Linked DNA regions of Mus musculus: all the other regions are linked to region 3. The links are chromatin loops, found by intact Hi-C in ENCODE. Cell type or tissue: heart. All regions are shown on one strand. Region 1 holds the start of Hoxa7 (homeobox A7). Region 2 holds the start of Hoxa5 (homeobox A5). Region 3 overlaps Gm6559 (predicted gene 6559). Region 4 overlaps Snx10 (sorting nexin 10). Region 5 has its middle 14 kb from the start of Snx10.

Region 1 (5,000 bases), 830 kb after region 3:
GGCAGAGAGGGTCCCCAAGGTGACCTAATTTCCCTGGGAGCTAAAGTGGGTGATTGAATGGAATGAGGGTAGGAACTGATTCCCTCTTTTTTTCTTTCCCTTTCTTTTTTCTCTTTCTTTTTTCTTTCTTTCTTTCTTTTTTTTTTTTACACTTTATTTCCCCCCATTTTTGTAACTAAAATCAATGAGTCTCTTAAAGACGCTTTTCCAACTGTCCTGTGCAGCCAGGGTCCTGTGCCTGGCCCTTTACTCCTCTTCCTCCTCTTCTTCCTCCTCTTCCTCCTCTTCCTCCTCGTCCGCCTTGTCAGCAGCTGTGGAAACGGAGGGCACCGCGTCTTCCGGGGCTGCAGTGGGAGCCTGGCTCTCATCTTTATGCTCTTTCTTCCACTTCATGCGCCGATTCTGGAACCAGATCTTGATCTGGCGCTCAGTGAGGCAGAGCGCGTGAGCGATCTCGATGCGGCGGCGCCGCGTCAGGTAGCGGTTGAAATGGAATTCCTTCTCCAGTTCCAGCGTCTGGTAGCGCGTGTAGGTCTGGCGTCCCCGCTTCCTGTCGGGTCCTAGGAACAGAAATTTGGACATATAGATAGACAAAACAGACAAGCAGACTAGGATGTGGACAGAAGAGTGCTTTAGTCAGGCCAGCAGCCCAAGAACCTGCACCTTCCACCTTGCCCAAATCCAGGTGCAACCCTCATCACCCTCAATTGAGCTGGGGGAGGGAAATTGTGAGCGGAAGGCCCCAGGGCCAGACAAGCAAGAACATCTGTGAGAAGCCTTAGGGCAGAATTCCAACTTTACAACTGGCCTTTCCAGCCGGCTACGTTTCCACAATGTCCTGCTTCCCCCTGACAAAGGGAAATTGTCAATATAGAGTGTGGCAAGTGGGGGACTCTGCGCTTTTGCCATTCAAAGGCGAGCCTGGCTGCTCCCCAGCCTTGCTAGTGGGCGACCCTCATCAGCAGCCCCATCCACAAGACCTTCCTGTGACTTTCCCACCCTCTGTCCCATTGGCTTCAGCCCCGTTCTGGAAATGGCCTCTGGTACAGTGATGAGTGAGGGATCCCGGAGGTCTCAATTCTCCTTGCCTTTGAGAAAGAAAGCCAGGCCGAAAGAAGGGAAGGAGGGGAGAGAGAGCTGGAGTCAAGAAAGAGATAGAGGACAGAAAAGAGGGGGATAGAAAGAAAGACTGAGGGAGAGAAAAAGAGAGGGAAGGGAAGAAGGGGGAGAGGGGGGGGAGAAAGAGAGAGAATATGAGAATGAGAATAGCGGAGAAACTTATTGTAAAAATTCCAAGGCAAATGGAGTTAAATAAATTTACGAGGATCGAACCCATTAATTGGGCCATAAAAAGTTTTATGAGCCTCATTTACATACAATGCTACGGGTCTCTCCACGCTATGGCGCCTCAGCTCTAATTAAAACCAGAAAGGCAGCGCCACGGGGACTTGCGGGGCCGCCGGCTGGAAGCCGCCGGGCTGGGCTCTCTCAGCCCCCCGCGCCCTGCTCCCGCCCCTCCGCTCCTCCCGCTCGCCGACCCCGCCGACCACTGAGCCTACCTGAACTGCGCATCCAGGGGTAGATGCGGAAACTGGCTTCGGCCGGGCCGTGAAGCACGCCCTCGTCCGCCTTGTCGCAGGCGCCTTTGGCGAGGTCACTGCAGAGCCCGGGGATGTTTTGGTCGTAGGAGGCGCAGGGCAGGTTGTAGGCGTCGGCTCCCAGGCCATAGCCGGACGCGAAGGGGCTCTGATAGAGGGGGCTGTTGACATTGTATAAGCCCGGCACAGTGGAGGCGAAGGCGCCGGCGCCCGGCCCGTAGCCGCTTCTCTGCGAGTTGGGTGCAAAGGAGCAAGAAGTCGGCTCGGCATTTTGGAAGAGAGAAGCCCCCGCCGTATATTTGCTAAAAAGCGCGTTCACATAATACGAAGAACTCATAATTTTGACCTGTGATTTGTTGTCCGGCAGCTTTCAGTGTCGGTTTTACGAGGTAGCGTGATATATGATAACATTACACCCCCAGATTTACACCAAACCCCATTTTCTTTTGGACGGAGCTCGCCGCGGCACGTGACCGCCCACATGACCGCCTCCGCCAATCTCAGCAGCCCTCACAGGTGGTCCCGCGCCACGGGCCGCCTGCCTCCTAGAATGGAAGGGGAAGAGGCTCACAGACGCGGCCTGCCTGCACCGGGCTGCCAGGGCGCCCGACGCAATCAGACCCCTAGGCTCCGCCAGAGCCCCGTCCCAGCCGCCGAAGCCTGGAGGCAGGGATCTCGCCCCCTCCCCCGACAACCTCATACCTATTCCTGAACCCCAGATCCACTGTGTGGATTCCCCCTGTTCGGGCCCTCTCTGAGGGTCCAAGACCCAGGGTCTCTGTAACCTGTCCGCCCAAAGATGGTCTAGAGAGGGAAATCCACTCTTTGCCCACCTCTCTCTATAAGCAGGGAAACCTTTAAGACCTGATTTGATGCTCCAGCGCCAACACCGCAGGCGCGGTGTCTCCTCTAGCCGAGCGGAGAGACCGCTGCCACAAACTGGAACCATGTGGTTCGAATAAAGTCAACGTCTCTCAGCTTCCTTTCTTTAATCGGCGGCGCACTGTTTATCTGCCCTAAAGGAAGCAGTGAAATATTTATCTATTAATGAGCCTCATTTGCCAACAGATATACTAACATGGGATTCCTTTTCTCCTCCCGGACACTGCGGCCCTGGCAGTTTCTCTGCATTTGCTCCTGGGCACCTGGCTGGCTGGCAGCAACTCCAGAGATAGCTCAACACCCGCTTTGTCCTTGCCACAACCCCTAGTTACCCCCTAGATGACAAAAAACTGGGGTATCCTCATTCAGTTTGGGAGAAACTCGGCTCCACAAATTTTAAAACACATCCGTCATACACTCCTGGCGGCTCTCAGGCAAGCAAGCCTTCCACCCTGTGGGCCGGTAACAGTTTTAGAGCTGGATTAGAGACAGGAGAGGTAATCTCAGGACCTGGGTGCTGTAGCTCATTGTGGAACCCCAGTTCTTTAGGAGACAATAAAAGCGAATAAGGGAGCCCTTTCTAGGGGCCACCCAGATCCCGCGGCTTCACCTTTCTAAGCACTGTGTGCTTGCTAAGCACAGCCTCGTTCTCTCCCAAATAGTAGCCCACCCTGGGGGCTTACCTTGCTGGGCTTCAGACCCCCTCCCCCTGCAATGATAGGTCGGGTGAAGGCTCTGCTGCCCAACGCTCTCTGGAGGATATTTGGGTGAACCCTTCCCCTAAACGCCTCATAAACTGCTCAGGCCATGCTGGAAGACTGGCGACCTTTTACTGCTCAGCTCGATTGCACATCATAAACCCGACTTCACAATGGAATTGCCCCGGAAATTCTCCTCTAAATTATAGAGTTTGGTTCCTGGTGTACAAAGCACTTTCTTATCACTTTCAGTGGGTCCAGGCTGCCTCCACCTACCCCACCCCCGTTTACCGCATCCTCTCAGGGGGGTCTTGGAAGCACAAAAGACAGAGGGATGTTCAAATCCCGCTGGAACGAACCCCAGCTCCTACCTAGTAAAGGGCTCAGGTTTTGGTGGGGAGGAGGGCAGGTGGGAGCTGGGCTATCTCCCCTGGAGCATAAGGACCCTAAGGCGGCAATATCCGGGATCCACTTTATGGTGGACCAGGATGGGAAACAGAAGAGGTGAAACAGGGAGGGGGTAGAAATCGAAATAACAGTGTCTTCTAAGAGAGAAATAAAATTCTAAAATAGCTAAAAGAAGATGAAGCAAACCAAAAGAAGGCTAGGAGATCAAAGAGGCGAAATTAGACTGCTTTAGACCAATAAATTGTTCCTGGGGTGACACAGAAGGGCGCACAGTGAAAGGCCAGGCAGGCCCAGGCGGTCTGTCTAGACTCAGGAGACTGGAGCAGTCCAAAGGCACGTGTCTAAAGTGGAACTTCTCTTTAGAAGGAGACCTGACAACCAGAGTTCGGAGTTGGGTTGAACAGGAAAAACACGACACTAACACACCTAGGAAGGTCATCTGAATTTGGCCTGAAAGGACTAAGTGGTTCCCACAAGAGACTCTGTGCTAGTTTGCCAAGGCCAAATAGGTCCCAAATTCTGCTGTTTTCAAGGTCTTGGCACTTCTGGGCACAAGTCTTCCCTCTGAGTGGGATTCAAGACTCACCAAAAACCCTCACTTCGTTTCTGTGTCTCTTTTCCCTTGGCAGACTTTGAACAAAATCAGACTCTCAGCAAGGCCTATTTAATTATATGTTTTCTGACTGTTGGCTCCCTACTTATTTAATGGAAATGTATCTGTTATGTGTGAAAATATTCACACACTATTGAGCCCAGACCCAGTTTTTAATCTGCTATCTAAATATTTCCCAACGCTGTCCCAGAACTAGCTTTCAAACCTACTGCCAGAGTTTGTTTCCTCCGTTTCCTGTGGCCAGATAGTCCTCAATGTTTAAATCTAGGTTTAGAATGTAAACGCAGACCTTTGCAGCAAAACGGCGCCTTCTAGAGAGTCCAGTGGTGCTGAGTTTGGGGGACTTTGAACCTTTCTAGTCTCCTCCCCTGAGAAGATGGTGGGCTTCAGCTATTGGGCTTGGAGACTATGTCCCCCGACTTAGTGAAAGGCGCCTGACTTGGACGCGGCCACCAATTCCTACCCGAAGCGAATAAATAAGCCCAGTTCCTTGCCGGGTCTTGTCCGGACGAAGACAGCGACAGGCTGTGAAAAACCTCTCAGCAGCGAAGACCAGAGAGCAGCCTGCCCCGCCGCCAGTCGGCCAAGGGCAAGGGAGGCTGCTGGCCTAGTCATTTCACCAGGCCTCTGAGCTCCTGGAGGCCTGCACCTACCTAGGGCCTCTGTGATCCGTGGAGGGAAGCGGCTGCTGCCAACCAGTGACTTCCATTGTTAGAAAACTGGAGCATTCTATTTGTGCCCACTGCTCAGCAGTAACATAAATATAGATTTCTCAGGATTAGGATAGGTATCTCTTGGTGC
Region 2 (5,000 bases), 820 kb after region 3:
TAGCCACTACACGTTGAACAAGTTAATTTGTGTCTTATCAAGTCACCTCTACAACAGCATTAATTACACAAGGAATATAGGTAGTTTGAATAAAAATATCTTTAACAGCTTGGAGCTATTGAGACAGGAACACTTCCACGTACATGCACATTAAAGAACTCAAGTGCAACACACAACATTGGCACTAAACGAGGTGGGGGGGCTTTTTGTGTGTGTAGTTTTTTTTTCTCTTTTCTTTTTTTTTTTTTTTTGTTTTAGTTACTTCAAGTAACACAGCTTGCTTCATATAAATAAGTTAAAACATCTATTTTTTTTTCAAGACAAAGCCATTCAGGACAAAGAGATGAACAGAAGCAGATCTACTTATACAGGCGCTATAATGGCAATAAACAGGCTCATGATTAAAAGATGAATTAGGGCAACGAGAACAGGGCTTCTTCACAGAAGGAACACAAGGGGAGTTTCAGAAAGTCACCTTAGTACTGACACTACAGAGAGCTGCCCGGCTACTACTGCTCAGTACTTTGGCCGCTCAGATGCTCAGGGGCGGAAAGCCCCCCCTGCCGCGGCCATACTCATGCTTTTCAGCTTATTATCTTTTTTCCACTTCATCCTCCTGTTTTGGAACCAGATTTTAATTTGTCTCTCGGAGAGGCAAAGGGCATGAGCTATTTCGATCCTTCTTCGGCGGGTCAGGTAGCGGTTGAAGTGGAATTCTTTCTCCAGCTCCAGGGTCTGGTAGCGAGTGTAGGCCGTCCGGGCCCTTTTGCCTTCTGGGCCACCTATATTGTCTGTAACAAAAAAGTCAGCGGTTTAGCCACCAACTCCTCAGCACCTGGTTCCAAAACTCAGCCAGGGTCCTGAGCTGCGGAGAAGGCTCAACAAGTTCTCCTTCCTCACCCACCCTCCCCAAATTTCCTTCTCCCTTCCTTTCTGGCGAGAAAAACAACCGGATTTGGACTCTGGGAACAACCGACCCACCTGAGGCAGGAACTCTGGGTTTAAAGACAGCTTGGCTTTCCCTCGCCCCCTAGTCTGCTCTTTAGCCCTTTACGAGTTGTCCTAAGTGGGGGCACTGCCCTCCCAGTCTGCCCACCGCCCAGAAACGCACTGAAGCACTACTTTTTTTTCTCAGTTCCCAAGTGGCCTCTAGGTCACCCTCAGTTAAAGTTCCAGCCGAGCTAGCCGCCTTCTGTTCCAGTGTACGCTTGGGGCGCCCGATTTCTTTTTCTTCCCTTTCCTTCGCTTTCCCTCTTGCCCTCAAACTTCAGAATCCCGCCTGCCCTCGCCTGGCTTATTCCCCCCAAGCCCCTTTTAGGGGGCTCTAATTAGTAACGCTGTTTCCCCAGCGTAGCCCTTCCCATAAATTATCTCCCCTGACAAGCCCGATTCACGGCCCTTACTGCCATCCCTACCCCTGCATGCCCTACTCCGCTGGCCTGACCCTGAAGAGAGTTCCGAGGCACTGGGGTTCCAGACGGAATTTCTTCCTCTTTCAACATTTAAACTTACTCGGCCACCCCATTTTCCTCCCTCCCCTCTCCCCAGTATCTGTGAATGCAGATCGCTGCTGCAGTAATTGGGAGGAAGTAAAGAGAAAGGCAGGGAAAAGGGAGCCGCAGGGAGAGGCTCTGCGGGCTGGAGAGAGGCGAGACTAGGAGAGAGACGGGAGAGAGGCTGCAGAGAACAGAGAGTGACCAAGACCCGCGCCCCCACGGACGCGTGGATCAGAAAACGGCTGGCTTTACCGTGACTAATGTGCAGCTTGCGCATCCAGGGGTAGATCTGGGGCTGAGCGGGCGGCGCCGGGCTCGGCTCGCTCTGGGCGCCCGCCTGCTCGCTGCTGGCAGGGGCGTCCTCCTCGGCTGCGGACGCCGTGCCAACCCCCTCTCTGCTGCTGATGTGGGTGCTGCCGGCGTTGGCCGAGGCGCCGCTGGAGTTGCCCAGGGAGTTTTTCCCGCCGTGGTGGCTGTCGCTGCCGGGCGAGGGGGCCACCGCTGAGCAGGGCAGCGGGTCGGGCGGTGGCGAGTGCGTGGACGTGGCCGGCTGGCTGTACCTGGGCTCGGCGGGCGCCGCACTGGCCCCAGCCGCGTAGCTGCGGGCGCGCTCGCCGGAGCCAAAGTGGCCGGAACCCGAACGGCCGACGCTGAGATCCATGCCATTGTAGCCGTAGCCGTACCTGCCGGAGTGCATGCTCGCCGAGTCCCTGAATTGTTCGCTCACGGAACTATGATCTCCATAATTATGCAACTGGTAGTCCGGGCCATTTGGATAGCGACCGCAAAATGAGTTTACAAAATAAGAGCTCATTTGTTTTTTGATATGTGTGCTTGATTTGTGGCTCGCGGTCGTTTGTGCGTCTATAGCACCCTTGCACAATTTATGATGAATTATGGAAATGACTGGGACATGTACTCGGTTCCCTCCTACGTAGGCACCCAAATATGGGGTACGACTTCGAATCACGTGCTTTTGTTGTCCAGTCGTAAATCCTGCCTGATGACCTCTAGAGGTAAACTCGTGCACTAATGGGGGAGTTGGGTGGAGGCAAGAGGGGTGGCGCGCGCGCCCTGGGCGCGTCCCCGCCACCCGTTGCCGCCGTTCAGTCGGACTCGAGCGCCACCCGCTGGAGACTGGGCGCATCGCTTCGCTTCCGACCTCGGGCTTCAAGGGCCGGGGTCGAATTGAGGTTACAGCCCATTATGGCAAAATTATTGCATTTCCCTCGCAGTTCCATTAGGATGTACCAATTGTGAGGCCGTCAGCTGCCGATCGCACGCCCGGCGAGGATACAGAGGATTCGGGGGAGGTGGTGACTTAGAATTATTTACAACAACTTTATTTCCCCGGCTTTGTATCCCCTCTTATTTTTGTGTAGAGGTTGGGGTCGGTTTGCCAGCCCGGCCGGCAGCTGTGAATTTTGAAAACACAGATATCACCTTCGAGGAAGGGAAGACGATTTAGCCAATTGAAGAAATAAATCCTGCCCACAGCAGCAGCCACAATTACGGCTCTGTTTTTGTGAACGCATGAAGGACAGTGCCCCTGCCGCTCTTAAACCACAGGCGTCTATTAAAGACAGCTTTTGTGTAGTGTTTCTCCGAGGCGAGGTCAAATTCCATACACTCGTATAACCAGAATCATTTTTTTCCTCCGTGCAAATATGTTTTTCGTGCCATTAGTTTGCTATCTGATTTGTTTATTTATCCAGCCTGGAAGATCTTCATCCCTGGTCCGGTTCCTCTGATCAGCCCGGCCCCAGGTAGCAGGGTTCTTGGTGAACCCAGAGATTGGGCCCTGATACCCAAACGGCCTCCGAGGCTGCTTGGAAGCTGGGATCGGTGGGTAGAGCTATTGGGATCTCGCTTAGACCACTGGGAATAAATTGCGGGAACTAATGGAATCATTTCGTGGCTGTGTCTAGTATCACCGTAGTTATTTTCCTGGGCTCCGAAAGACGAAAGTAAATCACAAATGTAGCTGAGAAGAGAGCAGACTCTCTCTACTAGAGGCCTGGCATCTCAGGCGTCCCTGGCACGTTTGGAAGCCAGGACTCTTGCGGCTCTCATGGTCTTGGGCCCCCTCTTTGGGTCCTGAAAGCTGCGAGGTGGATTGCGTCCGAGCTGTATGAGGCTGAGAGTGGAAATCGGGAGCTGGGAGCCTGCGGGAGCCTAGTCGCTCCCAAGCTGTAAACCCAGGTTGGCTTGCCTCGGCTGAGGCTGCTACTCTCCCACTGACGGTTACGCGCCGATAGAGAGATTTGGTTCTGTCGGGGAAGGGGGGTGTTCCTCTTTGTTCCTCAGGCTTCTTGATTAGGGGCATCCTGAGAGGCCGGGACAGGGCTGGGGCCCAGCTCGTAGACCCTTTCTTTTCAGTAGCCAGAGCCGATTTGGCGATGCCCTTTAGAATTTGATGGCGAGGGACCAAGGCGGAAAAGCCCAGGCACCAAACAGGGCACTGCCTGGGGCTCCTTCTTCCCCCACAACCCCGCGTCTGTGGCTCACAGAGCGCAGAGGCGCTAACACAGCAGCAGGGCCAATTCTGGGTGCATCGCGGGCCTCGCAAGCTGGCTTGGGCAGCCTTGGGGAGAAAACCTGTGTGTTTGTGTGTACAGTGCGTCTGTCCCACAGCTGACGTTGGGTGTGTGGGGTTTTGTTTGTTTGTTTTCTGTAATAAGTAAATGCGTAGCCGCTTGCAAAGGTTTGGACGCTTTTCCCTAAGCTGCGGGAGAAGCAGGCTGGAATAAAACTTGGGGAGCAGACAAGGGCACCAGGGGGCAAAGCCAATAGAGGTTACAACGCTGGCCTGGTCCCTGCACTGGAGTCTACTCGCCCGCTTTGGCCTCAGAGTCTTCCCCGCTGGCCTGCGTGGAGTTGATGAGTTTATTTTCCTTTTTCCACTTCATGCGCCGATTCTGGAACCAGATCTTGATCTGGCGCTCGGTGAGGCAAAGCGCGTTAGCGATCTCGATGCGGCGCCGCCGAGTCAGGTAGCGGTTGAAGTGGAATTCCTTCTCAAGCTCCAGTGTCTGGTAGCGCGTGTAGGTCTGGCGGCCTCTGCGCCCGTGACTCCCATACACGGCACCTGTGGGCAGAAATGAGGTGCGAATAAGCGAGGCAAAACCTACCCAGCCCCGTGTGCCTCCCAGCCATTAGTCTCTAAACTGGAAATTACTCTGCTTCACTCCAGCTTCTCACATCACAACCGAGAGAAAGAAAGAAAGAAAGAAAAAAGCCGGCTGGATGGCAAGAATTATTTCATAACCAAGCAAGATGTTTTTCACCTAAAAACGATTTGAGTGGGAAGTTATTGATTTTGACAAATGTGGTTTGTAAGAGAACCATTAGACTTGAAGAAATAGCATGGCCATTCTTAATTTGAGGGGCCAAAGTCACTGTTTCGAGGGAGTGTAGCAATTATTTGTCTGTGGGTGCAGTGGGGATTCTGGGAGCAGTATGGAAATTGAATGCTTACATTGTGTCTGTGAAAGACGCTATCCA
Region 3 (5,000 bases):
GAGGCTCTCCAGTCAGGTGACAGGTAACAGCTGATGTTCACAATCCATCCAATCAGCATCCACTCAGATGGCTAAGCCTTGTGGCGGACCTGCTTTACCCATTCTCCCAATATTCTGTCAATTATAAGCTAATAAGCACCAAAGACAGAAACTTTCATTTTAAAATATTCTGGGGTTTCTTGAGACAGAGCCTCATGTGACTCAGGTTAGCCTGGAATTCACTGTGCAGTTTACCTGCACTGGGTCGAGACCCCCCACTTTGCCTTAGGTGATCTGAAAGTGACTTCCTGTTCAGGGAGTAGCTGTGTGACTCCGTCTGAAAAGTTTTAGATGTAATGTCACCAGCGGTGACATATGGAGTGGCCAAGCAGGAAAGAAAGAAGGAAAGCTATGGCTGCACACGGAATGTGTGCACAGTGACAGGCATAGCAGAAGCCGCCACGGCAGACTCTTGCCAAAGACTCTAGGCCCGGGCTGCACCGAAAGTCTTTTGATGAGATAGAAGACAAAGTATCAGCGGTCAAAACATACAATTGTTTCCGGGACATATTTGTGTATGTGTCTTTGCATATACCCCAAGTCTCAGCATAGCTCAAGCTATGATTCAAGAGACTGGTGATTTGTCATGCTCAAAGCCTTGGTCTGCAATTCCAGCACCACGAGAAAAGGCACGCAGGTATCCAATCCCCACGCTCCGGAAGTGGAGGCAGGAGGAGCAGAAGTTCAAGGTCGGGGGGTGGGAAAGTGGGTGCTCCGTGGGTAAAGTGTCTGCCAGGGAGGAATTGAATCCAAACCCCAGAAGCCACCTGAAGCTCAGAGCAGTAGCACTCATCTGTGGCAGGAGGGGAAGCCAAGAATCAATCAGCCAGTCCAGCTCACCCAACAGAAGCCAGCAAAGAGACCCTCTGTGGAACAAGAAGAATGTAAGGACCAGCATCAATTTCCATCTGTCCTTCAACCTCCACTTGCTGTAAGCATGCTCTCTCTCTCTCTCTCTCTCTCTCTCTCCCTCTCTCTCTCTGTTTCTCTCGCTTGTGCTCTCTCTCTCTCTCTCTCTCTCTCTCTCTCATACACACACACACACACACACACACACACACACACACACACACACACAGAGTTCAAGGTTATCCTTGGCAATGCAGCAGAGGAATCACCTGGGTGCTTATCACGCATCCAGGTTCCTGAGTCCTAACTCCAGAAATTCTGATTCAATTGGGGAAGGGAAAAGAGGGTGGCAGAGTTCACAACCCAACCCGACTTGGAAACCACTTGGGAGAGGGAGTGTTTCATACCCACCATAGCAGGAGCTCAGGAGGTTTCCCTCTGTCAGCAAGCTTGAGTAACAAAAACACATGAGGCTGGGAACGTGCTAGGGACATATCAGGTAAGATTAGGATTTAAATATATCCTGGGCCTCTCCTTAAGGATCATATATGTAAGTCACAGTGTGTGTGCATATATAGAACGTGCAGGTGTAATTTAATTAAAGGCAGGGCAATCAAAGAGAAAGATTCGCACGTTCTTCCTTCCTAGGCCACTTAAGGAGTGAGGTTGCAACGAAAGTCTCTCTTTTTTTCTAAGACATTATGAAAGGGGGTTAGTGTGAACAGGGTCAGGGATCGGTAGAGACATTTTCCCTACAGAGTGGAAGGAGAGAAGCTGGCAGTCACAGAGAAGCTGGTGAAGCTCCAGGTCAGGACAAGCAGCTCACACATGCCCGCCCACCTGCTGTGAACCAGACCTGAGAGAGCACCAGCACCTGCCTGGCTACCGTGTGCCTAATCCCAGAGTTGACTCGAACAAATAACATTCATAGTCTATGATTAGACAACAGCTTTTCCAAATAGAAGCCAGTACACAGTGAGACAGGAAAAAAAAAAAAAAAAAAAAAACCCTCAGCAATCTGTCTGAAAAGTAATTCTGCGATCGATCAGCAGGTGTCGCTGTTTTGCCTACGTGAACAGGGCTCTTTGTTCTTGGCCAAGTTGCTCCGACGCTCCGCGTGCAGTTAAAGACGACCAACCCGCTCTCAAGCTTGTCCCCGAGGGACTTTAATTTGGTCCGAGACAAAGAAATTCCTTCCTCAATTTTTTAAGTGGAGAAATATAGTGAAATTATGCCCGTATTCCCTAAAAAAAAAAAAAAAAAAAAACTGTATTGACATGTCATATTGTAATTTCCAGGGAACCATATAAAACCAAGCTCACACTGGTAGCTGCAGGGGCTGAGATGAGGAAGTTGAGTTTTCGTTTTATAAGATAAAAAGAGTTGGCTCCAGCCGCATATGTAGCAGAGGATGGCCTTGTCGGTCATCAATAGGAGGAGAAGCCGTTGGTCCTGTGAAGGTTCTATGCCCCAATACAAGGGAATGCCAGGGCCAGGAAGCGGGAGGGGGTGGGCTGGTGAGCAGGGAGACGGGGGAGGGGATAGCAGGTTCTCAGAGGGGAAACCAGGAATGGGAATAACATTTGAAACGTAAATAAAGAATATATCTAGTAAAAAGATCAGGAAAAAAATATAAAAAGAGTTATTGGTATTGAACGTGGGGTGCCTTTAACACCACTAAACTGTGCACTAAAATGGTTAAAATGATAAATTTTATGGTATCTGCATTTTAAAGAGTTGGTTGTGAGAGCCTAGCTTTTGGGTTTGTTTGTGTTTGGTTTTGGTTTTGTTTGTTTGTTTGTTTTTTTTTTTCAAGACAGGGTTTCTCTGTGTAGCCCTGGCTATCCTGGAACTCACTCTGTAGACCAGGCTGGCCTCGAACTCAGAAATTTGCCTGCCTCTGCCTCCCGAGTGCTGGGATTAAAGGGGTACGCCACCACGCCCGGCTGAGAGCCTAGCTTTTAATGGCTATACCATCTCTCTAGTCCATGTTATGTATTTTTTATCACAATAAAACATTCGAATAAAATGAACAGAACAGAACAAAGCAAAACCAACGCTAAGCCTATCTCTAACCCTCCTTGTAAGTCACGTTCATGAATTGGCAACATGAGCCTAGAAAGCAGATGAATTCCAGAGATGAAGTCTGCCATCTGGTGCACAGGATGAATGGACCCCTTCTGTGAAGAACTCAGAAAGCCCGTCCTGAGCAGAGGTCAAACGTCTCCTTCTGGAAGTCCTAGGGGTGGGAAAGATACCGAAGACAGCATTTAAGCTTGTGATGGACTGAGCTTACATTTAAAGAACCCACTGTGTGAAACAGAGATCCTGGCCTTTCCCGTCATATCTGCTCCTCTAGAACTCCAAACTTAAAAATCCAGAAAAGAGTCAGTACTATTTGCTGAGCCGCCCCACCCCATATGATAATATATGTTTATTTAGACCCAGTTTTCAGCATATCCATATGGGCCTAGGGAAATGGCATTCCTTACACCCAAGTAGGTCCAAGCTTGCTGGGACATTACTTCATTAGCTTGTTTGTTTAAGACAGGGGTCTCTCTACATAGCCCAGGCTGGCTTTTCCTCCGGCCCAGCTCTTCTGGGAAACCTGCTCATTCAGGATCTCTGATACAGTAGTGCCCCAAACTAAAAACCCCTGCCCTAAGAACTCAAAATATTATCTGAAGACACTCAAAATTCCACTTAAGATTCTAATCCAATCGATCAAAGCAAATGCTGTTGAAAACATGCATCTTGAAAGGAAGCCAGGGGCTAGAGAGATAGCTCAGTGCGTAAGGGTACCAACTGCTCTTCCAAAGGTCCTGAGTTCAAATCCCAGCAGCCACGTGATGGCTCACAACCATCCGTAATGAATGCGTCTGAAGACAGCTTCAGTGTACTTATTTATAATAATAAATGAGCAGGGCTGACCAGAGAGAGCAGAGGTCCTAAATTCAATTCCTAACAATCACAGGAAGGCTCACAACTACAGTGTACTCATATACATAAAATAAATAAATCTTTAAAAAAAAAAAAGGCAGAGCTTTAGACTTTTCCCAGCGGAAGGCTGCTGGAGACTTAGGACTTTCTTCCTCTGTGGGTGGGAGGGGGGGCCTGGGAATCGTTTTCTCTTGTATTCCAGAGGACACTGCTTTTGGGGTCATTCTCTTGAATATCCTCCCACCCACATTCTGGCTTACAGTGCCCTAATACATGACCAGAAGGATCCCCAGCCATGTTGGATGTGTAGAGTCAGCTGTGCTGACCGAGGATAGAGCCTTTCACTGGAAAGTGTGTCCATCAGTGGTATCATGCCATAACCTCCCTACTTTTAGCTCTAAGGTGAATACTCACCTCCCCTGCTGCCCCTTTCTGGAGCCTGTAAGAAAGTTCCAGCTGGTAAAAGGTGCTAGGGAGGTCACCCACAGCACGCACAGCAGATCTGTGAAGTGTTAAAACAGAGAACCACTCCAGGCATCTCCCAGCTAAACTCTAGGCATGGAGGACCACCTGGCTCTCTAGGGAAAGAACAAGTTTCTCCATAGAAACCCAGCTCATGGCCAAAGAGAGAAGAGGTTGGAGACCCAGAGGGAGAGCTGTGAAATCTTCCCTTCCAAGAATCCTTCTGAGGACCAAGCAGCCTACTAGGACCTGGTCATTGTTTCCGATTGTTGGCCTGCAACACATTGTGCAAATACTTAGGCCTCCATTTCTTCATTTGGAAAATGGGATTAAGCGTAAGAAGCTTATGAAGACAACTCAGTTGGTAAAGTGCTTGCTATATAAGCTTGAACACCCTGAGTTCTGTCCCAGAACTTGCATGAAAGCAAGCAAGCAAGCAAGCAAGCAAGAGTAAGCCAAGCTCAGCAGACTCTAAAACCCCAATGCTGGAGGTCAGACACAAGCAGATCCCTGGGGCTCGACGGCCAATCAACCCAGTCTTAAGTGAGTTCCAGATCAGTAAGGTTGTGTCTCAATTAAAAACAACAACAACAACAACAAATGGGTTGGCAAAAACCGGCTCTGTAGATTGGAGCACTTGCCACCACACCTGACAATCTGAGTTCAGATGTGCCCTGGGTCACATACCATGGACTGATGTTTTCTCTCTC
Region 4 (5,000 bases), 200 kb after region 3:
TAAATGGGTCCAGCTTACACTGGCGATGAAAGAAGTCCCTGCGGTGGCCTGGTTCTCTCGGAGGAGAGGATACTCAGAGGGTGGACCTTGTTAGGGCCTTCTGCCTCCTCGGTCTCTAAGGAGTGCATTAGTCAGGCAGTTCTGGGCTTTGAAGTTAGGCCTCTCCGGTAGGTTTTGCTTCTGTGGCAGAGTAAGTGTAGTACTGTGGCCTTTGCAGCTGAGACTCTTGACCTCCCTGCATCCAGGAACTTTGCCCTATGTTTCATGGGGACAGCTCATGAACAAAATGTACACAGTCATTTAGATTTCCAAGAAAATGGCAGAACTTCACTGGCAGGGTAGGTTTTGAAATAATGAAGATCTTAGTAGCAAAAGCTAATTTCTCATTTAGCAATGTAATGATTATAAGTGGATCTTCTTTTAAAGTGAATATATAAAATAGAGGGTATTTTTGTTTGTTTGTTTGTTTTGTAGGAATGGTTGAGGCTTTACACAGGATCTTACTCTATAGCTCAGACTGCCTGGAATTCACCCTGTCGCCCAAACAGGTGGCAGGCAATGCTCCTGCCTCAGCTTCTTCAAGTCCTTGGGTTATAGATGCGAGCCACCACACTCAGCCGAGATGGCTTGTGTTTTGAATCTAGCAGACCCAGCTGTTTGTCAGCTTTGTGGTACCCAGAGGGACCGCCTGCTCATTCGGGGTTTACCCAGAGGAGAGGCATCGTGGCTTAGCCTAGGCTGGGGACTTAGGCTTGTTTGTTTCCCAAGTTTGTCTCAGGGCTGCTACGGGGAAACAGACGCTAGCTGGTGACAGTGTTGTCAGCTATACCTGTCAGGTGCTCTCTGGTCCTTTTCATGTCCACCCTGTTTGCCCCACTCAGAGCTGATGTCATTTCCTGGAGGAGAACCAGGGCTGACATTTGCAGATGTCTGGGATGCTTTGTGAAGAGCTGCAGGAAGTCAGTGCTGATCCACGGACGCCTGGACGTGGGGTTAAAAATGCAGTGGATGCGCTGGAGCATTGTGCATTTTAGGGCTCGTGTGTGTTTCTCACGATGGGATCTCACTGTGTAATCCAGGCTGGATTTGAACTCAGTCCTCCTGCCTCCTGCCTGAGTCTGAGATGACAGGGTGGGCAAACATGCCCACTGGAGTTTTCCTTAGTGATCCATCCTTGGAAACAATGCTTGTCGTTAGGAGAGCACAGGCCTCCCTCCTTCAGGAGTCTGGTCAGGGGAGGGCCATGCCCACCCAGGGCTAACACTGCTCATTCCTGTCGTCATGGCTTCTTCTGGGACTGAGACTGATAAGCTACATGAAAGATTTTGCAGTGCACACATAAATGCACACATGTCTCATGGCTTGCACACTACTTAGAGTAGTGAGGGTAACATCATGAGATATAATATATATATATTAAGAAAGTGCTTTTTCCCCTTAGGTGAGGCTCATGTTTTTTCTGTTTCTATACAGACAAATAGCATGTGTTTTACAATGAAAACATCTTGTGTACGAAGAAGGTATAGAGAGTTCGTGTGGCTGAGGCAAAGACTCCAAAGCAACGCGTTGCTGGTGTAAGTGACTTAAAGTTTAAATTACCGGGAGCCATGAGTCTAGTTCTGCTGAAAGTTGATAGCGTTAAGATGCGTGAGGTAAGAACAGGGCACAGGCGTGCTTCCTTTGTGCCTTCTGCATCTGAATTTAATATCCATCTCTTAGCTTTACCAGCCTTTATGGATATTAATCACGAATGGCCCCCAGAAGTGTTTAAAGACAGATTCTCCTTTAAATTAATATCACACGACAATAATTAGGTGATAGCTGTGTGATGATTATTACCGTGCACAGCACGCATGCCTTCATGTTGAGCAATGTCTGTAGCTAAGTCACTGTGATTGGTGATCGACTTTTCTCTTTCTTATCAGACAATTACCAGAACTTCCGTCTAAAAACCTGTTTTTCAACATGAACAATCGCCAGCATGTCGACCAACGCCGCCAGGGCTTGGAAGATTTCCTCAGAAAGTAAGTAAGGGCCTGCACCAGGCAAGGGATGTGGACAGAGCGGGTCTGTGTGGGAGATGATAGCTCTGATTGCTGGCCACCGACATTTATAGCCTGTGTTAGAGCGCCATCTTGTGGCTGGCATCGAATGGTACAGATGTGAACAGCGCTTGCAAATAATGCATGTCTGAATCAGAATAAACACATGGTCTCTTAAGAGCACAGTAGATACAGCGCCAGCATACACATCTGAGGCAGGAGGATTTCTGTGAGTTTGAGGCCAGCCTAGGCGTTGCAGTAAGTTCTAGGCCATTCCTTGTCAAACAAATAAAACAAATAAATATCCCAAAACAATAACTAACCCAGGCAAACAGCAACCAAGGTAAAGCAGATGGCAAGTTACGCAGGAGTCTGGCTGACAAAAGTCTCCCAGGAGATAAGCGTGCCTTGTGTTTACAGGAAACACTTCTTTAAAACTAGCTTCAGATACAGCAGTTAGAACAGCCTGGACGACCCTTCTCTGACTGCATGGCTCAGTTCGTCCTTGCAGAGGGCCGTTTGTCAAGTGCGTGTGTCGTCTGAGTGGTCTCAGTAGGTTGACTCTGGTTTCTGCGATGGGGCACGCTTCCACCCTTCCCCGGGAGCTGCCTGGAGTCCAGGCCACCAGAACTTCCCGTTGTCTCACCCCCTCCCTAGAGGCCTGACACTCACGGATTTGCACACAGATGCTGAAGCTGGGCTGCTGGGGTTCAAATCCTGGGTCTGCCACTTAAGTAGCTGGGAGTCAGGCAAGCCTTTTCCTTTCTCTGGGCCTATGTTGTCCCATCTATAAAACAGGGACAATGATGGCCCTTCCCCCATAAGGGCCGAGACAGGTAAGCGGGCTGAGAGCTGCAGAGCACTTACATAGTGTCTGACAACCTGATTTCTGAGTGTTGGCAGTTATTATTATTTTAGTACTCAGGGCTGAAACAGCTGTGAGCTTGCTTTTCCATCTTGTAGACAAGGAGACAGGCGAGTACAAGTTAGAGGCAAGGCCCCAACTGTCCGTTCTTCTGGTGGCTTTGGGATCTGAAATTACCTCCTTTTGAGTTCACTAAGTAGGACCCCGAGCTGCTCTGAAGTAGCACGCTGCTTTTCCCACGTGGCTCGCTTATAAAGGGCCTGGGTACTAAGTGTGCACATGAATATTAATATCTGTTTCTATTAGATTGGCACGGTGCCTTTCCTTCCAGGAGGTCCCTAGGACACGCAGAAAGCTGGGAGCTGATGAACTGCGGACAGGGAGGACTGACACTGGAGTGACCCCTGTGAAAAGCCCAGAGGAGCTGTTAGATGAGCTGAGGCCTCTGAAAACATCACAGCAGGGTCCTTTGTCATGTCACAGGTGTGACAGAACAAAGCGCTGGTCCAGACTTTCATCATTTCTCCCTTAGGGACAACTGGGTTTATATTATTATTATTATATATTTATATATAAATAATATATATTTATATGTTTTAATAATATATTATTTTAAAAATATAATTATTTTTATTTCATGGACATTCATGTTTTGCCTGCATGCATGGCTGTGTGTGGGTGTCAGATCCCCTGAAACTGGAGTTATAGGCAGTTGTGAGCTGCCATGTGGGTGCTGGGAATTGAACCCAGGTCCTCTGGGGGGATCAGCCAGTGCTCTTAACCCTCGAGCCATCTCTCCCGCTCCTAGGGAGAACTCTGTTAACTGTCGTCTCTAAGGTGCCCAGTGGCGAATGGCTCTCCCTTGAGATGGAGCTCACGTTTGCAGAGCAGCCTCTATTCTGGAAGCTGCTCTATGGGAGCCACAGTGTGGCCTTGTGGCCCGAGCAGGATGGGGGAATCCCATAGGCCAGGCTAGCCCTGGGGCTGGGGGTAGGGGAGTAGTGGGTGGGCGCTGTTGGGCTATTGCAGGTTCAGGGACAGCAGGTGTCTGTGTTTATGTCACTAGGGAAATGCAGGCCACTGATCACTCCTCCGTGGCTGGCCTTTTTAAAGTGTCATGTCATCTAGACTGGCCTCAAACCTGTGTACCGGAGTCTGGTCCTGATTGCCTGCCCAGACTGGGATTACAGGTGTGCACCACCGTGCCCGGCTTCCAGGGTTTGCTCCCTGCAGTGCTTTTAAGCACTGAACTTTGACAGCACTGTGCCAGTATCTGCTCCCGTGGGGACTGAGCTGCTGCAGAGGTGTTTCTGTACTGGGTATTGTTTGAATGTGGCTTTGTCACATGTCACAGAGGAGAACATCCTGCTTCGAGAGCTCAAGGAACTTGGGTCTCCCATCAGCCCTGGCTCTTGATGTTTTCCAAGCCATGGAACCCAGACTCTTTTTTGAGTCCCTTAATTCCTTTGGTTGTCTGTGGAACGGAGTGGTATAGCCAGAGCATTGCTCTCCTTGCTGGGAGTTGTGTTGTTCAGACAGTTAACGACCTGGAAAGGACTCTGAAAAGGACGCGCTGACCTTTCACCCAACAGCCCCGTGCCAGGGATGTAGGCACAGGCACGTTATTCATCCCTAGACGTGTCCACTTCCGTTTGGGAGCTCTTGGTGCTGTGTCTGAATTAATTAAAATTTGCTCTGGGAGCTGGAAGGGAGGCTCAGTAGGTAATCGCATGCACTGCTCTTCCAGAGGACCCAGGTTCAGTTCCCAGCTCCAATGTGGCAGCTCCCATCCCTCTGAAACTCTAGTTCCAAGGGACTCAGGCCATGCCCAGCCTCCTTGGGCACCTGGCAGGCACATGGTACACGCACATACATATAGGACAAACACTCTTACACATGAAGTAAAAATAAGCAAGTCTTAAAAAAATTAGATATCGATTGTCATCTTAGGATCAAATCATGGAGCAGGTTTCTTATGGTCCTCTCAACTATGTATGGCATGTGAGCATTTATTTCCATCATACACAAAGATAAACTGAAGAGATCTAGTTTAAAAGTGAAAAAATAGAAATAGAAACAGGTACAGGTGCATG
Region 5 (5,000 bases), 120 kb after region 3:
CTTGTTTTGTTTCTGACACAGGGTTTCTCTTTAGCCTGGAACTTGCTAGGCTAGGCTGCTGACTGAGGAGTCATGGATCATCCATCTTTTCCATCTCTCTGCATCTGGCACTCCAGGGGCATTCTACCCTCTCTGGTTTGGTTTTTTAACTCAGGTGCTGGGGAATCAAACTCAGGGTGCATGAAAAGCACCCTACTGGCTTAGCATAGACCTATATATTTATTTACTGACTGACTTACTTAAGGTTGGCTCTCATTCTGTAGCCCAGGATAGCCTCAAAATCAAGACAGCTCTCTTGCCAGGCAGTAGTGGTGCACACCTCTAATCCCAGCACTTGGGAGGCAGAGGCAGGAAGATTTCTGAGTTAGAGGCCAGCCTGGTCTACAGAGTGAGTTCCAGGACAGCCAAGGCTATACAGAGAAACCCTGTCTCGAAAACAAACAAACAAACAAACAAACAAAGACAGCTCTCTTACCTCTACCTCCCATCAGCTGGATCCTGCCTGGGGCTCTCCAGTGTCAGGATTATTAGTGGCTTCCAGGTGCAAGCCTGAGATACAGCTTCCACCCTGCCTCCTGCTAGAAAAGCCCTTCCTGAGATCCCTCTACTCAGGCCAAGGACGCATGGAAGAATTCCTGCAGGAAGCCTTTGTGTGTTTCTGATTGGCAGGGATGGTGTTAATGACCAGGAGGTAAAGCCCTAGGCTAGAAGACCTAAGGGGTTTAGCAGCCATCTTGTGAGTTAGTTTTTGTTTTGTTTTCTTTTGTTTGTTTTGTGGGAGTGGTGAAGTGAGAAAGCAGTGCGGTCTTCTTCAAGGTCATACAGGCTCTGGCCCTGAGCAGGGTTCATGGCTAACCTGAAAGCCATGGTTTATTTGAAAATATTTTCACACAGAAAGAGGTGTCACATCCATTTTGGGTGGTCAGCTGGGAGCTGACAACTGTGCTGTGTTGTTTGGTCTTGGTTGCTGAGAGCTTTCAACCAGACTCCTTTCTCCCCTCCTCGGTTCCCTTAATTTCCTGTCTTTTTGCCCTGCCTCAGGATTATAGACATAAGCCCCACAGCTGGCTAAATTGATGGTTCTCCTGTCTGGTCGTCTACTGCAATTACCCAGAAGGCATATAAAACAGCAGAGTCTAGATCCTACTCCATACCCAGAGCAACAGGGACTGTTAGATCTCTTTAGGTGATTCAGTGAGATATTTTCTATTTATTTTTATTTTTATTTTTGAAACCAGTCTCACTGTACAGCCTTTAGAACTCACTATGTACCCCAGGCTAAGCTCAAACTCACAGAAATCAGCCTGCCTCTGAGTGCTGAGATTAAAGGCATGTGCCCGCCACCACACCCAATTTATATAGTGCAGGGGACAAAACCCTGACATCCTGCACGTGAGGCGAGCACTCCACCAACTGAGCTACATTTCCAGGCAAATACCCTTAAATGTTATCCTGCCTTAGTGGTTCACTGTGGCTAGCACTGAGTGTGGGGGCTAGTCCCAGCGCTTAAGTTAAATACAGCTTCACTCTCTCTACCTCCTAGCTATACTGAATATCCCAGAATGGGGGTTGTGGCGGAGCCACACCTATGCTGATTCTCCAGAGACTTTGAATGTTGCAGATCAGAGACAGATTATCCTGAGCAATCTTTGATCCCCCTTCATAGCTATGTATTGCCCTCATCTGTGTGCGACCTATGTGTCACTTGAAATGTGCTGTGGTGTATTAGATTGCTACTTTTCATCAATCACAAACCAAGAATAGCCACAGATAGCATCTCAAAACTATGGGAGAGACCCCCTTCCCTATACTCAGAGCTATGGGAGAGACTTTCTTTCCTATACTCAGAGCTATGGGAGGGACCCCCTTTCCTGTACTCAGAACTGTGGTAGGAATCCCCTTTCCTGTACTCAGAGCTATGGGAGAGACATCTTTTTATCATCTGCTTGCCTAATGTTCTCACCAATTTCGAGGAGCACATTACTTTATGGCTGCTTTGTTCTGCAAAAACCTATGAAACTGCTACCATGTCGGATATGTTTGACATTTGTGGACATCTGACTATTCTCAAGCCATGGCCACTCATCACTGCTTTCAGCATAAACTCACTGTTATTCCCGTTGATGAGAGCTGTGTTTTGCATCCACGGAAGGGACTGTGGAGTCTGAAGGAGTCTGGGCACTCCCTCGGGATACCATTTTCTTCCTAAGCAGATTCGAGTCTTTGTTGCTTTATTGAAAAACTGGATATGAGAATTAGTACAAAAAGATGGTTTATATTTACTGAGGAGACAAGAGCCCTCAGCTTCTTTCTACAACGCTTGCAGCGTGATTTCTAAAGATAAAAGGAGCGCAGGGAGTGCGCATGCTCAGCTGTGAGGTAAGTTACCAGCGGGGGTAAGCGGTTCCTCTGGGGGACAGCGCCACCTCTGGCGTGCTCCATTGCTCCATTGCATGAGATTCTTCTCGACTCCAGCATGGGGCTACATGACGCCAGCATGGGCCTTTCTGGATAAATTTTAATTCTTTCGGGTCCTTGTTAGAGAGCTTAAACTCCGAGGAGAAAAAAATTAGAAAGTGGAAAAAGGATCAACTGGTCAGATTTAAGCTTACCTCTGAAGCTGCTTCCTGGTGGCCTGGAAAAGAACCTTAGTGAGCTGGACCGTCTTACGTCAACTCCGTCACAGGCTGATGGCGTCTGAGAGGAGGGAGGCTCAACTGAGAACATGCCTCTATAACACCAGGTTGTAGGAAAGCCTGTAGGGCATTTTCTTAATTAGTGATTGATGGACAAGGCTCAGCCCATTCTGGGTAGGGTGGACTGGTGGTCCTGTGTCCTATAAGAAAGCAGGCTGAGCAAGCCATGGGGAGCAAATCAGTAAATAGCACTCTTCCACGGCCTCTGCACCATCTCCTACCTCCGGGTTGCTTCTTGACTTCCTTTGATCGCGAGCAGCGTTGTGGAAGCCTAAGACACACTCTTTCCTCCCCAAGCTGCTTTGCTTGTGATGTTTCATCAGAGTGATTGTAACCCTAAGACATTTAGCTTTAAGGGGACCTGCCGCTGGATTCCCATGGCTCTGTCCCTTGAGGGAAGCAGCCTGGACCATATTCTGCTCTTTCAAACTCCAGCTTCAGTGGATTGTTCTAGCTCGAACTCTTCTTATTCCTTAGCTTGAACTTTTCAGCCCTTGTAACTCTGAGCCAAAGGGGATGTCTCAGGACATTCTTCCAGAAGAGGGCGCTGTTCCACCCTTGCTGAAATCATTCTGAGAGCCGTCAGGTCTTAAACGTCCCAACACTGGCAGGAGCCAAGCTATTCCAGACATTTAATTAATTAATAGCTTTCAGGAGGCAGAGGCTAGTGGATCTCTGTGAGTTCCAGGACAGCCTGATCTACAAAGACCCTGTCTTAAAAACAAAACAAAACAAACAGAAAGGCATACAGTTGCCAGAAAATTGTGTTTGGTAGAAAACAACCAACCAACCCAACCAACCAACCATCCCAAAACCCTCCTCAATCCACCACCACCAAAACTTTCTTTACTCCTTCCACCCTCTCTCCTCTCCCTCTCTCCCTCCTCGTCCTCCTCCTCCTCCTTCTTCTCCTTTCTCTCTCTCTCTCTCTCTCTCTCTCTCTCTCTCTCAAACCCTGTCTCAGAAAACCAAAGGAAAAACCACTAACAACAAAACATAATTAATTAATTGTGTATGTATGTGCATGTGTGCATGCACTCCATGGTGTACATCCTGGAAATTGGTTCTCTTCTTCTACTAAGAGAGTTCAAAGGGTTGAATGCAGGTCATCTGGTTTGGTGGCAAGTACCTTTAACCGCTGGGCCAGCTTGCTGACTCACCAGGATGCTGTGGATATGCCAGGGAAGAACCTCTATCTGAGTGTAGAGTGGGGCTCTTGTAATATAATTTGCCCTGGCTGAGCACTGCCCAGCCTTCTCAACCCTCTCTGGAAGGACTGTGTTGGGACACTTCATTGTCTGGTCCACCAGGGCCTGAACACCTGTGGTCTTGGAATGGGCTTTTGGGCTTTAACAAAAAGTCTATTTTTAGGGAGGCAAGAAGTGACAAAGCTGAAACAATGGGTAACTTAGAGATAAGGATCAAGACTATTGTTGGAAACCCCATGATTCCTTAGCAAGATTTCTTGGGCCTTGTCCAGACACTGACACAGCAGGGGCAGCCTGGGGGTGGGGTGGGGGACCAGAGGGTAACTCCCTCTCTTTGATTTTTGTTTTTTTAGGTTTTTCGAGACAGAGTTTCTCTGTGTAGCCCTGGATGTCCTGGAACTCACTCTGTAGACCAGGCTGGCCTCGAACTCAGAAATCCGCCTGCCTCTACCTCCCAAATGCTAGGATTAAAGGCGTGCGCCACCACGCCCGGCTGTGACTCCCTCTCTTATGGTCAAGTGAAGCAGAGGACTAAAGAATCTGGATAGGGAACCAGAGTGGATGGGTGGTGACTCAGATGGGTGGTGAACCAGAGAGGCTGGATAGAAAGGACAGCATATAGGGTGACAGTAACATAAGCTACTTAGAAAATTCAAGCTCTGGCTGAGGTGCAGCTCAGTAGCACAATGCTTACCTAGTGAACCCAAGGCCTGGTAATCATCAACTCTGTGAAAAGAATGCTACAATAGAACACACACACAAAAAAAGAAAAATCAAGGCCCAGAGTATACATAACAATTCTTTGGATGTATGTATGTATGGTGTGTGTGGTAATACGTGTCATTCTTTGAATATATGTATGGTGTGTGTATGTGTGGCAATACCTGTCATGCATGTGCATTATGTACCAATAGCATATTTAATTTTTTAAGATTAATTTTATTGTTTATGTGTATATAGGTGTTTTGCCTGCATGTTAGTCTGTGCACCTATGCATCCAGTGCCCATGTGAGCCAGAAGAGTGGACCAGATGCCCTGAACTGAAGTTACAGTTGATTGTTATCTACCATATAGGTCCTGGAATTGAACTGAAGTT

Evidence for each region. Peaks named below come from ENCODE experiments on the same cell type or tissue, not always from the same donor. Only the 100,000 strongest peaks of a DNase experiment are listed, where the experiment ranks them.
Region 1: it touches region 3 in a loop (3-fold over the local background); 15 of 42 quality-filtered maps call a loop at or near these places.
Region 2: it touches region 3 in a loop (3-fold over the local background); 4 of 42 quality-filtered maps call a loop at or near these places.
Region 4: it touches region 3 in a loop (7-fold over the local background); 33 of 42 quality-filtered maps call a loop at or near these places.
Region 5: a loop joins it to region 3, with 4 times the contacts of the local background. A loop is called at or near these places in 10 of 42 quality-filtered maps.

The regions. Positions count from the first base shown.
Region 1 is chr6:52,215,471-52,220,470 of GRCm38, forward strand. Hoxa7 (homeobox A7) reads right to left here and starts at 3,103. Exons shown (of 2, transcript NM_010455.2): 1 at 1,560-3,103; 2 at 153-560. The coding sequence starts at 1,935. The coding sequence ends at 247. In heart, no CTCF peak of the experiment used is centred here; a DNase peak (open chromatin) is centred at 2,091; H3K4me3 peaks cover 1,748 bases; H3K27me3 peaks cover 5,000 bases.
Region 2 is chr6:52,202,041-52,207,040 of GRCm38, forward strand. All of the region lies in intron 1 of Hoxa3 (homeobox A3), which reads right to left. Hoxa5 (homeobox A5) reads right to left here and starts at 2,547. Exons shown (of 2, transcript NM_010453.5): 1 at 1,749-2,547; 2 at 1-791. The coding sequence starts at 2,310. The coding sequence ends at 541. It overlaps Hoxa6 (homeobox A6), which reads right to left. Exons shown (of 2, transcript NM_010454.3): 2 at 2,818-4,584. The coding sequence ends at 4,325. All of the region lies in intron 1 of Hoxaas3 (Hoxa cluster antisense RNA 3), which reads left to right. In heart, a CTCF peak has its summit at 2,624 (motif pointing left); DNase peaks (open chromatin) are centred at 1,581, 2,031 and 2,501; H3K4me3 peaks cover 3,226 bases; H3K27ac peaks cover 2,132 bases; H3K27me3 peaks cover 4,788 bases.
Region 3 is chr6:51,382,209-51,387,208 of GRCm38, forward strand. The region is part of intron 1 of Gm6559 (predicted gene 6559); the gene reads left to right. Among named protein-coding and RNA genes, the nearest start is that of Gm6559, 5.0 kb to the left of the region's middle. In heart, a CTCF peak has its summit at 1,949 (motif pointing right); a DNase peak (open chromatin) is centred at 1,943; H3K4me3 peaks cover 432 bases; H3K27ac peaks cover 519 bases.
Region 4 is chr6:51,578,377-51,583,376 of GRCm38, forward strand. It overlaps Snx10 (sorting nexin 10), which reads left to right. Exons shown (of 7, transcript NM_001127349.1): 4 at 1,474-1,574; 5 at 1,926-2,024. Among named protein-coding and RNA genes, the nearest start is that of Snx10, 57 kb to the left of the region's middle. In heart, a CTCF peak has its summit at 2,149 (motif pointing left); a DNase peak (open chromatin) is centred at 2,135; H3K27ac peaks cover 547 bases.
Region 5 is chr6:51,507,057-51,512,056 of GRCm38, forward strand. No RefSeq gene overlaps it. Among named protein-coding and RNA genes, the nearest start is that of Snx10, 14 kb to the right of the region's middle. In heart, CTCF peaks have their summits at 2,425, 3,229 (motif pointing right) and 4,004; DNase peaks (open chromatin) are centred at 2,405 and 4,045; H3K4me3 peaks cover 922 bases; H3K27ac peaks cover 895 bases.